4 separate regions of the Homo sapiens genome follow, and all the other regions are linked to region 1. The links are chromatin contacts, found by Hi-C or POLR2A ChIA-PET in ENCODE. All regions are on one chromosome and are shown on one strand. The core of a region is the stretch at or near the end of the contact, and the rest is flanking DNA. Distances in the headings are between cores, read along the strand shown. Region 1 overlaps ZNF106 (zinc finger protein 106). Region 2 holds the start of STARD9 (StAR related lipid transfer domain containing 9). Region 3 holds the start of LRRC57 (leucine rich repeat containing 57). Region 4 holds the start of CAPN3 (calpain 3).

Region 1 (2,883 bases), core at 373-2,872:
TTCTGAGCAGAGGAATTACATACAGGTTGAGTTCCTTTATCCGAAATGCTTGGGACCAAAAGTGTTGTGGAGTTCAGATTTTTTCGGATCTTGGAATATTTGCGTACTTACTGGCTGAACATCCCAAATCGGAACATTCCAAATCTAAACTGCTCCAGCGGGCATTTCCTTTGAGCATCATGTTGACACCCAAAAAGTTTCCGGTTTTGGATCATTTCAGATTTCAGATTTCAGATTTTTAGATTTGGAATTTTCAACCTGTATATGTTCTAACTTAAACTTGTTTTTTTTTTTTTTTTCAAAGTTGGAGTCTTGCTCTGTCGCCCAGGCTGGAGTGCCGTGGTGCAATCTCAGCTCACTGCAACCTCCGCTCTTGGGTTCAAGCAATTCTGCCTTAGCCTCCTGAGTAGCTGGTATTACAGGCACCTGCCACCACACCCAGCTAATTTATGTATTTTGAGTAGAGACGGGGTTTCACCATGTTGGCCAGGCTGGTCTCTAACTCCTGACCTCGTGATCTGCCCGCGTCGGCCTCCCAAAATGCTGGGATTACAGGCGTGAGCCCCTGCACCTGTCCATTCTGAATTAAACTTTAAAAGAATCTTATTCTAAGAATCTTTGGCTACTCTCAAAACACTGTTTTGAGAATCAGCTGTGAGAGGACAAGAGCAGAAGGAAGGAGTCGTTTCAGTAGTAGGGTAATGCCGTGTGGGATGAGAGATGTGCTGGGTGGTGAGAAGTGTTGGAATTTGGCTATATAGCAAGGTAGGTCTGACAATTTCCTAATGAGGGTGGATATGGGGTGAAAAAGAAGGATCAAGGATGGCTCCCAAAATGTTTACCCTATGCACCTGGAAACGGAAAGATCTGGGGGAGGAGCAAGGTGGAGGTGAGGAAGATAAGACTTGTAATTTTGGTTATGTGAAGATGAATGTAAGAAGGTACTGAGGAGAAAAGGTTACTAAATGTTACTTCCTCATTGCAGCTGTGACGTTGAGTGCTTCAGATCTGGTCACTATGGTACGAGAACGAAAATGCATATTATGCCACATCGTGTACAGCTCAAAAAAGGTAATAATGGAAGAGGGAGAATCTGAGGCTTTATGACTATTTTTTAAAGAGACATGTTATTAATAGATGTTATTAATATTAATAGACATATGTTATTAATAGGAAAAGCTTTGACAATGTCTTATTTATGCTTCTTTTCTTTCCTAAACCATAGTCTCATTCCACTGGTTTCTTTCTCGTTACTGCCTCCTAAAGCCAGTACCTGTATTATTAAACTTCTGTCCATCCAGAATTTGAGCGTATTCAAAACTAGATGACACAGAAATTTAGTAACCAGTTATAGGGAAGATACCTTAAAATTCCAAGGTTATTTGAAGTCATACTGCTTTCTGTAATTTTAAAATCATGTACTTTTTGATTAGCTAAGGATATAGCATCTATTATATGTACCTACAATCTGTTTATGCCTATGCTTGTGAAAAATGCAGCACAGCAGAAATGGTATTAACAATATCCTAGATGTCCACAAGGTGGGGATGTTGCTCAAAGTAAAACTTTTTTTTTGAAATGGAGACTTAACTGTGTTGCCTATGCTGGAGTGCAGTGGCGCAATCTCAGCTCACTGCAACCTCTGCCTCCCCAGTTCAAGTGAGTCTCCTGCCTCAGCCTCCCAAGTAACTGGGATTACAGGCATGTGCTGCTGGGTATGGCTGATTTTTGTATTTTTAGTAGAGACAGGGTTTCACCATGTTGCACAGGCTGGTCTTGAACTCCTGACCACAGGTTTTTCACCTGCCTCGGGCCTGTCAAAGTGCTAGGATTACAGGCATGAGCCACTGTGCCCGGCCAAAACATCTTTTTAGGACCTAAAATTGGCTGCAATTTGTGTCACTTTTTGCCTTTACCTGCCTTTATCATTTGCTTTCAGAGTAGTGCTGCTAGTTTAAATACTGAGGAATTTATTCTCTTTGCTTTTAAGATGCTCTTGATTGTTACTGGAAATGCAGAGAACTGGGAGGATCATGGGCTAGGTTAGCCAGGGAAGTGTGAGTGGAAGTGGTAAACTTTGAAAAGTGTCTAGAGTAACGATGGTTTAAGAGAAACGAGGAAGAGATATTTTGGGTAGGAGAACAACATGTACAGAGACAAATGGAATGGAGTATGACAGTTCTAGGAGTTGGCAAGAAGGCTCATCTGATTAAAACAGTTTTGCCTTGGGAATAGCAGGACTGTAATTTGTAATTAAGTGAAGATAGTTGATAAACAGTGTTGGATGCCAGACTGAAGGGTCGATTATGATCCACCAAGTAGACTTGGGTGGATACTATTTTTTTTTCTATCTAGATTTCTGTTAGTGATGGAAAAATTAGTGAGATTTAAAAATCATGTTTAATAATATACCTGCTACTGTTTACAAAAATAGAAGAATGCTCTTCTAGTTTTAAAAATTTGATGAAGGTTTATACAAATTGTCAATAAGTCAGAATTCCTTATGACTACTTTCACGTTGGACAGAGGTAGGGAGAAGATGTGAGATGGAAAGGCTGCTGTTCAGAGATGTGATATCAGAGTTTCATAGAATAGCAGCCCTATCTTGTGATACCATGATTTTGTGATTTTGCCATTTTAAATCTTTCTGGCTCTGCTACTCTGGTTTCAAACATACTTTTATCTCTTCATACTTTTCCATGATCATAATGAAGTTAAATGAAGGGCTGGAATTATCTACTCCTGCCCTAGGAAAAGCTGATTGTAGTTTTTATTTATTTTCCTTTTTTTTAAAAAAAGGAAAAGCTGGTTGTAGTTTTTATTTTTATTTTTTGCCTTTTTATTTTTTTTTAAAGCAAGGGAATGGCCTGCTTTAAGTGAGTG
Region 2 (2,718 bases), core at 160-2,659, 100 kb before region 1:
CTTATAAAACCCCCCCCAGCCCTGAGCTACCACATCCAGTTATGAAGAAGCCAGGTGTCACAAGCCATTTACCAATCAAAACGCAGCAGGTCAGGCATCTGCTTTCCCTCTTTCTTCAGTGTACCTCTTTTGCCTTCTTCCTATTCTCTTTAACTTTTTGTTTCTTTCTATCTCATTGCTCTTCTCATTAGTCTGTCAATTACAAGACTTTTCAAAGCCAATCATTTCTATATGAGGACGAACATAATCCACACTAGTACCCAATTTTATTATGGGAGACGATACCTTTCTTGATCCTTCTGCCCAATTATCAAGCTATCTTATGTCCCAGAGATTTTTAAACTTGCCAAATAATTCCAACATGTGCCTCCTGGTCCCCAAAGCACCCTCTGCCAGATTTACCTTCCACCACTCACTTCCCTCCACACCAACCACCCTTTCCCCACCAAAACTTAACCTCTAGTTAGTCCCTTACAGTCTAAGTCCTTTGCTCTTGGCGGTCTTACTACATAGAAGGCTCTTTAAACTCTCTCCACCTGTCAACAAACTCTAATTGATCTTTAAAAAACACTTCATCTGGTGACAAAGAGAAAAAAGTTCGTGGCTGCACACTGGATGTCTCAAGGGCTGAGATGAGAGGTGCGGAATCAAAATAAGCCACGAGAAAACGGGCACTGAGGGCTCTGAGAGAAAGAAGGGGTTGGAACAACTTCCCCTACTTAACAGTTCCGTCCTGGATTAAATCAGCTGTCGAGCATAGAAAGAAACCGCGACCTGTGTCGGCCTCAATTTCCCCCTCACGCCCTCACCTTCTGCTTTCTCCACATCTTCGCAGAGAAGCCCACGCGCACCCAGAAACACACACCATTCAGCCTCAGTCCTCATGGGTACTCCCAAGCCCCCAGAAAGAGAGAGGAGAATGCTCATCCCTCTCCCAGCCTTTCTCAAAGGCCCAACCCGATGCAGCAAGCCTCGAGCCGCCGTCCCTCGAAACTCCTGCTGGCAGGACGCCAGCGACGCTCACCCAGGGCAGCCCTCCCGCGGCCGTCCGGGAACCGCTATCCCCAGGACACAACGCGAAAGCTCGACTGAGGTCCCGTCCCGCCAGGCCTCCGTGGATTCCGGACCCCGACCCCCCGGGTCACTTTGTCACCGATTTCTGCGCGCCAGAATCTCTGCAGGGGGAGACGCGGACCTCCCGCTCTTTTCAGCTCCTGTGAAGCCTCAGGCGCCCTCTCCCGCGGAGACTCACCTCTTGCTGAGCGGCCGGACCCGCACGGCGACCTGCACGTTCGCCATCCGTCTGCCACAACCCAAGTCCAGCGGGTCAGCTCAGCGGCAGCATCCCAGGCCCCCGCCCTAAGCCCAGACACAGCCCCAACCCAGCCCCGCCCGCCCCACGCGCCTCTGGGGACGCCGCCGCGCGGACGCGAGCTGCCGCCCGAGCGGGGCGGTGCCTGCCTAGCTTCGGCCAATCCTGAGCCCGGTGGGCGGGAGAACTCCCGGCCCCGCCTCCCCTCAATCCTCCTTAAAGCCTCCTGACTCGCCCCCGCCCAAACACGCGCCGCAGCCAGAGCAGGCGGGCCCGTGTGGACGTTCGGCCAGTCCTTAGCCTGGTGGGCGGGAGGATGCCAGGGCTCGCTCCGCCTCGTTCCATCCGAAGCCTCCCGGGTCGCCCCCGCCCAAACACGCGCTGCATCCCGAGCTGGGTGGTGCCCGCCGAGCCTTGGCTAGTCGGTGGGCGGGAGGACGCCCGGGCTCGCCCCGCCTCGCTCCGCCCTACAGCCTCTTGGGACGCCCCCACCCATGCGCGTGCCGCACCGGGCCCAGCAGTGCCGGCCCAGCTTCAGCCAATCCTGAGCCGAGTGGGCCGCGAGGACTCAGTGCTAAGTCTGTTGTTCCTGGCCCCGCTTACCCAGAAATAGTTTTTGTTCCTCGACTAGGTGTCCGTGCTATGTAAAGTCAAGTAAATCAACTTTTGGTCCGAAAGTTTGCAAAGTAATTTGCTAAATACTTTTATTCTCTGCGTTCGCTTGAACTGTCAATTCTGTGGTTAAATTTTCGAGGCAGGCCGGGTGCAGTGGCTCACGTCTGTAATCCCAGCACTTTGGGAGGCTGAAGCGAGATCACCTGAGGTCAGGGGTTCGAGTTCAGCCTGACCAACCTGGTGAAACCCCGTCTGTACTCAAAATACGAAAATTAGCCGGGCCTGTTGGCGTGCGCCTGTAATTCCAGCTACCCGGGAGGCTGAGGCAGGAGAATTACTTGAACCCTGGAGGCGGAGGCTGCAGTGAGCCTGGATCGCGCCACTGTACTTCAGCCTGGGCGACAGAGCAAAACCCTGTCTAAAAAAAATAAAATAAAAAAATAGAAGGCAGTCCCTTACTGGCAAGGTACTTCCTGACATCAGGGACAAAGCATAGATGGAACCAATTCAGATAAAGGGTTATTGTCCAGGTCTTCTTGTACAACCAAAAGACAGGTGGCTGGTGTTTATCTTTTCCCTTCAAGGCTTGAGGGTTAGCAGCCATATAGATAAGGGCAGTGCTGATCATAAACCCAACTGCATTTGCACAAAATATTAGCGTATCCCTTCCTGCCTTAAATCCTGGTGCTTGCTTCTCTTCCTTACTAATAAATGTCCTTTGTGGCATTTATTTTTCCAGAATAGGGAACTTGCATATGCACCGAAAAGCTGTTCAGGCAGATACCCTTTCT
Region 3 (3,132 bases), core at 151-2,650, 77 kb before region 1:
TTCCCATCTGAGCCTCCAGGACCCATGTGGTCCGCGGAGTAGTTGGGACTACAGGTGTACGCCACCATGCCGGCTAATATGTGCTGATTTTTACAGATCAGTTTAACTTTTCTGTTTTCTTTTTAGTGAAATTTCTCAACTTCCTCTATATATCAAAATTTATTTCCCCATTTTTCTCAATGCCCTTGATCCCACTTGCCCCATGCCCTCCTGTCACTGCATTCCATTATTTCCTCACATGTTCAATTTCTCCCTCTGTTGGCTCCTTCCTCCGACATGCTCCTCTTGCCCAACCTAAAACTGCCACTCCGTGACTCCTTGGGTTAATGTCTCTTTTCTCTCCTTCTCAAAATTAATCTCTTCCTCCATTCACGTTCCAAGGTCTTATCTTTTTAGCCAATACTTTTTTTTTTTTTTTTTTTTTTTTGCCTTTAAAGATGCCAAGGCCGGGCGCGGTGGCTCACGCCTGTAATCCCAGCACTTTGGGAGGCCGAGGCGGGTGGATCACGAGGTCAGGAGATCGGGACCATCCTGGCTTACAAGGTGAAACCCCGTCTCTACTAAACATACAAAAAAAAATTAGCTGGGTGTGGTGGTGGGCGCCTGTAGTCCCAGCTACTCCAGAGGCTGAGGCAGGAGAATCGCTTGAACCAGGAAGGCGGAGGTTGCAGTGAGCCGAGACCACGCCACTGCACTCCAGCCTGGGCGTTAGAGCGAGACTCTGTCTCATATAAATAAATAAATAAATAATAAAATAAAATAAAAATGTCAAAAAAGAGCTTCTGGCGCTCTTCTCTACCCAGCACCTCCCGCCCCAAATACGATTCAACACTTCCCACAAACGAGGGTTGTTGGAAATGCTTGTTCCGCAAGGGGACAGAACGACCCGTATTTCCCATCCCCGCCCTTACACTACAGTCTAGAGGCAGTATCACTGGATGAAAAAAAGGCTGGTAACAGTCTAATCTCCCACAAACTGGACTGGGACAAATTTACCCTACAGACACTCAAAACACAGTCTACCCTAAACACCATCTACTCAGATCCCCGCTTTCCAAGCATCCACGGCAGAACGTTCGCGGCTGTTGCCTGGAAGGGGCTCTTATTACTCTAGTACAGACCCCAACCAGGACCCTCACCACTCCCACAGCCAGCAGCACCAACTCACAGCCATATTGTTGCCACCTTGGGCACCCCCTTGATGACACCACCGCCACCCCCACGTACCTGATTGACCATCCCCGAAGCTATGAAGTGGCCTAGCACTAGCCCAGCGCCGTTAGGCGCGGACGCCGGGTCCCACGGGTTGGCAGCGGCCATGGCTCGGACGCACCTTCCGCGAAGGCGCCAAGAGTGAGCGGGATCGCAGGGCGAACGCACGGCGCGGCTCGATGACGTCACAGGGCGTTCCCGCCCGGGACTAAGCCGGGGAGCGCATCCCGGCTACTGCGGGTCCTGGGTCTTCACCTGCGGAGCCTTACGGCAGCTGAGCGGTGGGAGGCGAGTCCGGGGCTCCCTGATCTTCCGTAGGCTCCCAGAGGCGCCTGGCCTCCGCAGAGCTGCAAAGGCGGCAGGGCTTGGTGGTCGGGCTGTGTGTTCTTCCGTTTCTTCCTTGTCGCTCTTGGGTCGGGCCCCAGGAGCCAGGGATCGGCGGGAGTTGAGAGCTGGGGCAGGAGCCCCAGCCGGGAGGCCGACCGGGTGGACTGGGCGGTGACAGCAGCGCTTCCTTCCCGCAGGGACCTGAGCCGCGGCGCTAGGATGGGAAACAGTGCGCTCCGCGCTCATGTGGAAACGGCGCAGAAAACTGGTGTCTTTCAGCTTAAGGACCGAGGGCTGACCGAGGTGAGACTGGGAGGGACACGACCAGGGAACTTAAAGGGAGAGGGACGGCGGGGGCGGCGAACTTAGTCGGTGCGGGATTCCCCACGCTGTGAACTCCTTTCTCCAGTTCCCCGCAGACTTGCAGAAGCTGACGAGCAATCTCAGGACCATCGACTTGTCCAACAACAAGATCGAAAGCCTACCGCCTTTGCTGATAGGAAAGTTCACTCTGCTGAAGAGCCTCTCCCTGAACAACAACAAACTGAGTATGGCTCTCGCCAGGGAGGCTTTTGCTAGTGATCAGCTGTTACCAGGGGTGGTTTTCTCTTACAAGCTGATTTTTGTTTTTGTTATGAAACCGTGCAGGAGGGCTCAAGTTGCGAATGCCGGAATCCTTGAAGCCTTCTTTCTACTTCTTGTAATTACATCTAAAATAAGCCTTATAATGATTGGGTGTTATAATGATTGTTACTGGGTTAATTTGGACTTGAAAGAGAAGAACATTTTGGGGATGTAATGTAAACAAAGCTACCTAACTTGGAATGGGGGATGGATGAGAAGGGGAGGATCTTCCAAATATCACAAAATTGCTGTCGGATTGTGCCTTGGGCCCCTTTACAAAAGGAGCCCATTATACACACAAATGCTCTCCGGCATTTTGATGGCACCCTCACCTTCTAAAGACTATGTTGGTAAAATGCAATATCTAAAAATGGCACATGTGGGAGTTTTACATATATTAACAAGAGGCGAAGCAGGCTGCCATATAGTCTTTATAAACTTCATCAAAGTTGTTTTCAGCTCTATCACATTCAGGTTTTAAAAAAATTTTTCTTTGCCAGCTGTTCTGCCTGATGAGATATGCAATCTGAAAAAACTAGAGACGCTAAGCCTAAACAACAATCACCTTAGAGAGCTGCCGTCTACCTTTGGGCAACTCTCTGCCCTCAAGACCCTGAGCCTCTCTGGGAACCAACTGGGAGCATTACCTCCCCAACTTTGTAGCCTACGGCACCTGGATGTGATGGATCTCTCTAAGAACCAGATTCGAAGTATACCTGACTCAGTGGGAGAGCTGCAAGTCATCGAACTCAACCTCAACCAGAATCAGGTCTAGAGCTTTAAGGTTTTTTTTCCTACAGCATATGTGTGGCTTTAAGGTCTCCTGATACCTGTTAACCTCTTGTTTCCTAAACTGCCATCATAGAGCTAAGTATCAGAGGCTAAATGAGAGGTTTCTTCTATAGGCTGAACTAATTTCAAGGCCCAAAGTGCCATGGAATTAGTTGAGACACTGGATGTGTTAGTTGT
Region 4 (2,727 bases), core at 210-2,709, 110 kb after region 1:
CACTGCTGTCCCCCCAGTTGCTTGCCCAGTGCTGGCACTAGTAGATGCTCAATAAATATTTCTCGAATTAAGAACAAGAGTCACACTGGAGGGATGATCAGAGAGGTGAGCCAGGGGAATGTGATTTCCCTCCTGGCGATCACTGTAAATGAAACCCAGAGGCTGGGAGAGTTTCCTAAAACAGAAAGTTTTAATCCGGGCTCTGTCATGTGCCCACTAGATATATTTCACTCTAGTGTGCCTTGACTCCTCACTTATGAGGTGAGGTAGGTGGACAAAAGCGATTGCTAGGTCTCTCTCTCTTTAACCCCAACATTTTATGCATGAAAAAATATTCCTTGCCTATGACTCTTCTCTTTCTAGGGTTTCTGTGTTTCAGAAAGATATGGCCATTGGTAAATTAAAGAAGAATAACATCATGATTTTAGCCAGAGAAACTGAAATAATCTTACAAAGATGAATAATATTTAAAACGAACAGGTACATCTGGGCTGTCTGGAATTTGTTCTGAGAAAGGAATATTTATTTTTACAGGATGAATTAAACTGAGTTCCACCCACTTTTATAAAAAGCAAGATTTTTTTTTTTTTTTCAGAGAGAAAGAGCCAGAGCATAAGAATCAGCCCCACCTCCTGCGCTCTCCCTCTGGATTTTGCTGAGATTTGGTGAAATATCTGAGACCTGTTCCTCTCCTCCCTGCTTCACACTTAAAGACAGAGCCCAGCAGAGCTGCTGCCAGGATCCTTCCCCCAGTGCCCATGTGCACAGCTGAGCTGCCGGAGGTGCTGAGTGAGAGGACTCCTCCGTGGGGGGAAAACCCAGCCAGCAAGCAGGAAGCTACTCACCGGAGGTCTCTTCCAGACGAACTGGATGGGGAACTTCTGGCTATAAAAGAGAGAGGTCTCATCCGGTGGGAACTCAGGGTCCACATAAAGAACTTTCTTTTCTAGACATTTCTTGTGAAGTTGCTCGAATGTCTTCTCTTTCACTCCGATAATAGGAAAATTGCGGCTGATGATGGCTGAATAGATGCCACTTGGGTTTCCACCCCCAGCCTCAGTGGCCTTGCTCTGGGCCGGGTGAGGAACTGGCCCTGGGGACCGGGGCTCAGCCGCTGTCCTTGGAGCCACAGATGCGCTAATGACGGTCGGCATGGCAAGTGGCTTTGGAAGAAAAAGCTTTTTAAAGAAAATAAGATACAGCTACCTTCAAGGAAAGGAAGCAACTGCAAAGGGGAAGTTGGAGTAATTCTGTCATCTGAGAGAAAAGTGTCCACATCCAGTTCAAAGTTGAAAGCCCATCAGAAGGTCGTACAGGTTATGTCCATCTTAAAAACCGAGCTGTGATTCTGAAGCCATAAGTTCTCCTGAGAAATGAGTGCTAAAGGATTTCTGAAGCAATGTTGACTTGGGGGTCTCCTACCAGCAGCATGCATGCCAGAGGGAGAGAGAAAGAGAGTGAGGGTTGTGTTTCAGTGGCCTGAAGATGCTTGAGCCAGGAAAACTAAAAATAGATGTGAAGAAACACTGTGAGTATGAGAGCAAGAGAGACTGCATGGTAGAGAGAGAACCTGGCTAGGGACATTTCTGTTGCCATGAAGTGCTGGTGTTGCCAGAAAATGAAAAGGGAGTATCTGAGTAAGGTGAACACTGGAAAGAAGCTGAGAACTGCTGACATGTTATTGAGTAGGCAGTTATACAGACCACCCAACTACTGGCCATCAAATGAATGGAAAACAATATTGCAAAAAAGCTAGTTAGGGTGAACGGGAGGTACTGAATTCTACAAAAATATTCTGTGAATTTTAGAGAACATGATTTTTAGTCCTAAAATTTTAGGATATCAGAACATTATTCAATGTTAGATTTGGTATCTTTTTTAGAATGTTCTTGGGTCAGCGCTCATTGGAAATGTCTGCATGGAAAATGCTACTCAGCAGAGTCCTCATTTGAGAAAATCCCTGTCTCTACCTGCACACTTGACCTTGCCACCTCTTGTCTCTCCCCATCCACAAAATGAACACTGGGACTGAATCTGCTAAAAAGTGGTCCTGCTGGGCCATGTGGCTCACGTCTCTAATCTCTGCACTTTGGGAGGCCGAGGCGGGTGGATCACATGAGGTCAGGAGTTCGAGACCAGCATGGCCAACAATAGTGAAACCCTGTCTCTACTAAAAATACAAAAATAAGCCGGGTGTGGCGGCGGGTGCCTGTAATCCCAGCTACTTGGGAGGCTGAGACAGAAGAATTGCTTGAACCCAGGAGGCAGAGGTTGTAGTGAACCCAGATCACGCCACTGCACTCCAGCCCAGGTGACAGAAAGAGACTCCGTCTTAAAAAAAAAAAAAAGTGCACCTGAGCAGAGAAAATCCTCACTTAACATCATCGATAGGTTCTCGTAAGCTGTGACTTTAAGCAAAATGATGTACTGTATAGTGAAACCAGGCTAACTGATATAAACAAGAGTTAAGTCCCTACAGCACACGGTATGTTTTCGTTAAAGTCACAGTTTACAAGCACCTATCAATGATGTTAAGTGAGGACTTACTGTACAGGTTATATGTTGACTCATTCAGCCATGCCACATTAGGCATCTGAGACAGAAGTTGGAATTAGATACTGAACCAGACTGTCTGTCAACTCCTGGGATGTCACACCTGGTTTCAGGGCTCTTAGATGAGAGCATAAGTGGCTCTGGGGAAGGGAAGTGCCTGCCTGGCCTCCACCT

Evidence for each region. Hi-C counts contacts between places; a loop is a spot of excess contacts on that map. ChIA-PET counts read pairs that join two places held with the same protein, here RNA polymerase II (POLR2A). Pooled maps may share reads with other maps.
Region 2: a pooled map shows a loop between it and region 1 (2.7-fold over the local background). The contact joins the promoter of STARD9 here to the enhancer-like site in region 1. A Hi-C loop is called at or near these places in 3 of 50 pooled maps. POLR2A ChIA-PET finds 5 or more read pairs at or near these places in 8 of 52 experiments (A673, BJ, GM12878 and 5 more).
Region 3: a pooled map shows a loop between it and region 1 (2.3-fold over the local background). The contact joins the promoter of LRRC57 here to the enhancer-like site in region 1. A Hi-C loop is called at or near these places in 4 of 50 pooled maps. POLR2A ChIA-PET finds 5 or more read pairs at or near these places in 9 of 52 experiments (A549, A673, GM12878 and 6 more).
Region 4: a pooled map of posterior vena cava shows a loop between it and region 1 (2.0-fold over the local background). The contact joins the promoter of CAPN3 here to the enhancer-like site in region 1. A Hi-C loop is called at or near these places in 1 of 168 maps with a recorded cell type or tissue (ascending aorta) and 3 of 50 pooled maps. POLR2A ChIA-PET finds 5 or more read pairs at or near these places in 3 of 52 experiments (GM12878, H1 and naive thymus-derived CD8-positive, alpha-beta T cell).

What each region holds. Positions count from the first base shown.
Region 1 is chr15:42,470,424-42,473,306 of GRCh38, reverse strand. ZNF106 (zinc finger protein 106) reads left to right here. Exons shown (of 22, transcript NM_001366845.3): 2 at 986-1,071. The coding sequence starts at 1,018. Among named protein-coding and RNA genes, the nearest start is that of ZNF106, 19 kb to the left of the region's middle. Within about 2 kb of position 1,622, at least 11 of the 41 ENCODE cell types and tissues checked have a DNase peak (open chromatin) inside an H3K27ac peak, as active enhancers do; they include ascending aorta, where a contact is called at or near this core.
Region 2 is chr15:42,574,297-42,577,014 of GRCh38, reverse strand. STARD9 (StAR related lipid transfer domain containing 9) reads right to left here and starts at 1,409. Exons shown (of 33, transcript NM_020759.3): 1 at 1,253-1,409. The coding sequence starts at 1,299. RefSeq lists a silencer at 1,272-1,901.
Region 3 is chr15:42,547,061-42,550,192 of GRCh38, reverse strand. LRRC57 (leucine rich repeat containing 57) reads left to right here and starts at 1,400. Exons shown (of 6, transcript NM_153260.3): 1 at 1,400-1,500; 2 at 1,737-1,842; 3 at 1,949-2,087; 4 at 2,664-2,932. The coding sequence starts at 1,759. It overlaps HAUS2 (HAUS augmin like complex subunit 2), which reads right to left and starts at 1,355. Exons shown (of 6, transcript NM_018097.3): 1 at 1,228-1,355. The coding sequence starts at 1,320. RefSeq lists an enhancer at 1,095-1,564.
Region 4 is chr15:42,358,233-42,360,959 of GRCh38, reverse strand. CAPN3 (calpain 3) reads right to left here and starts at 1,459. Exons shown (of 24, transcript NM_000070.3): 1 at 846-1,459. The coding sequence starts at 1,154. RefSeq lists an enhancer at 551-1,051.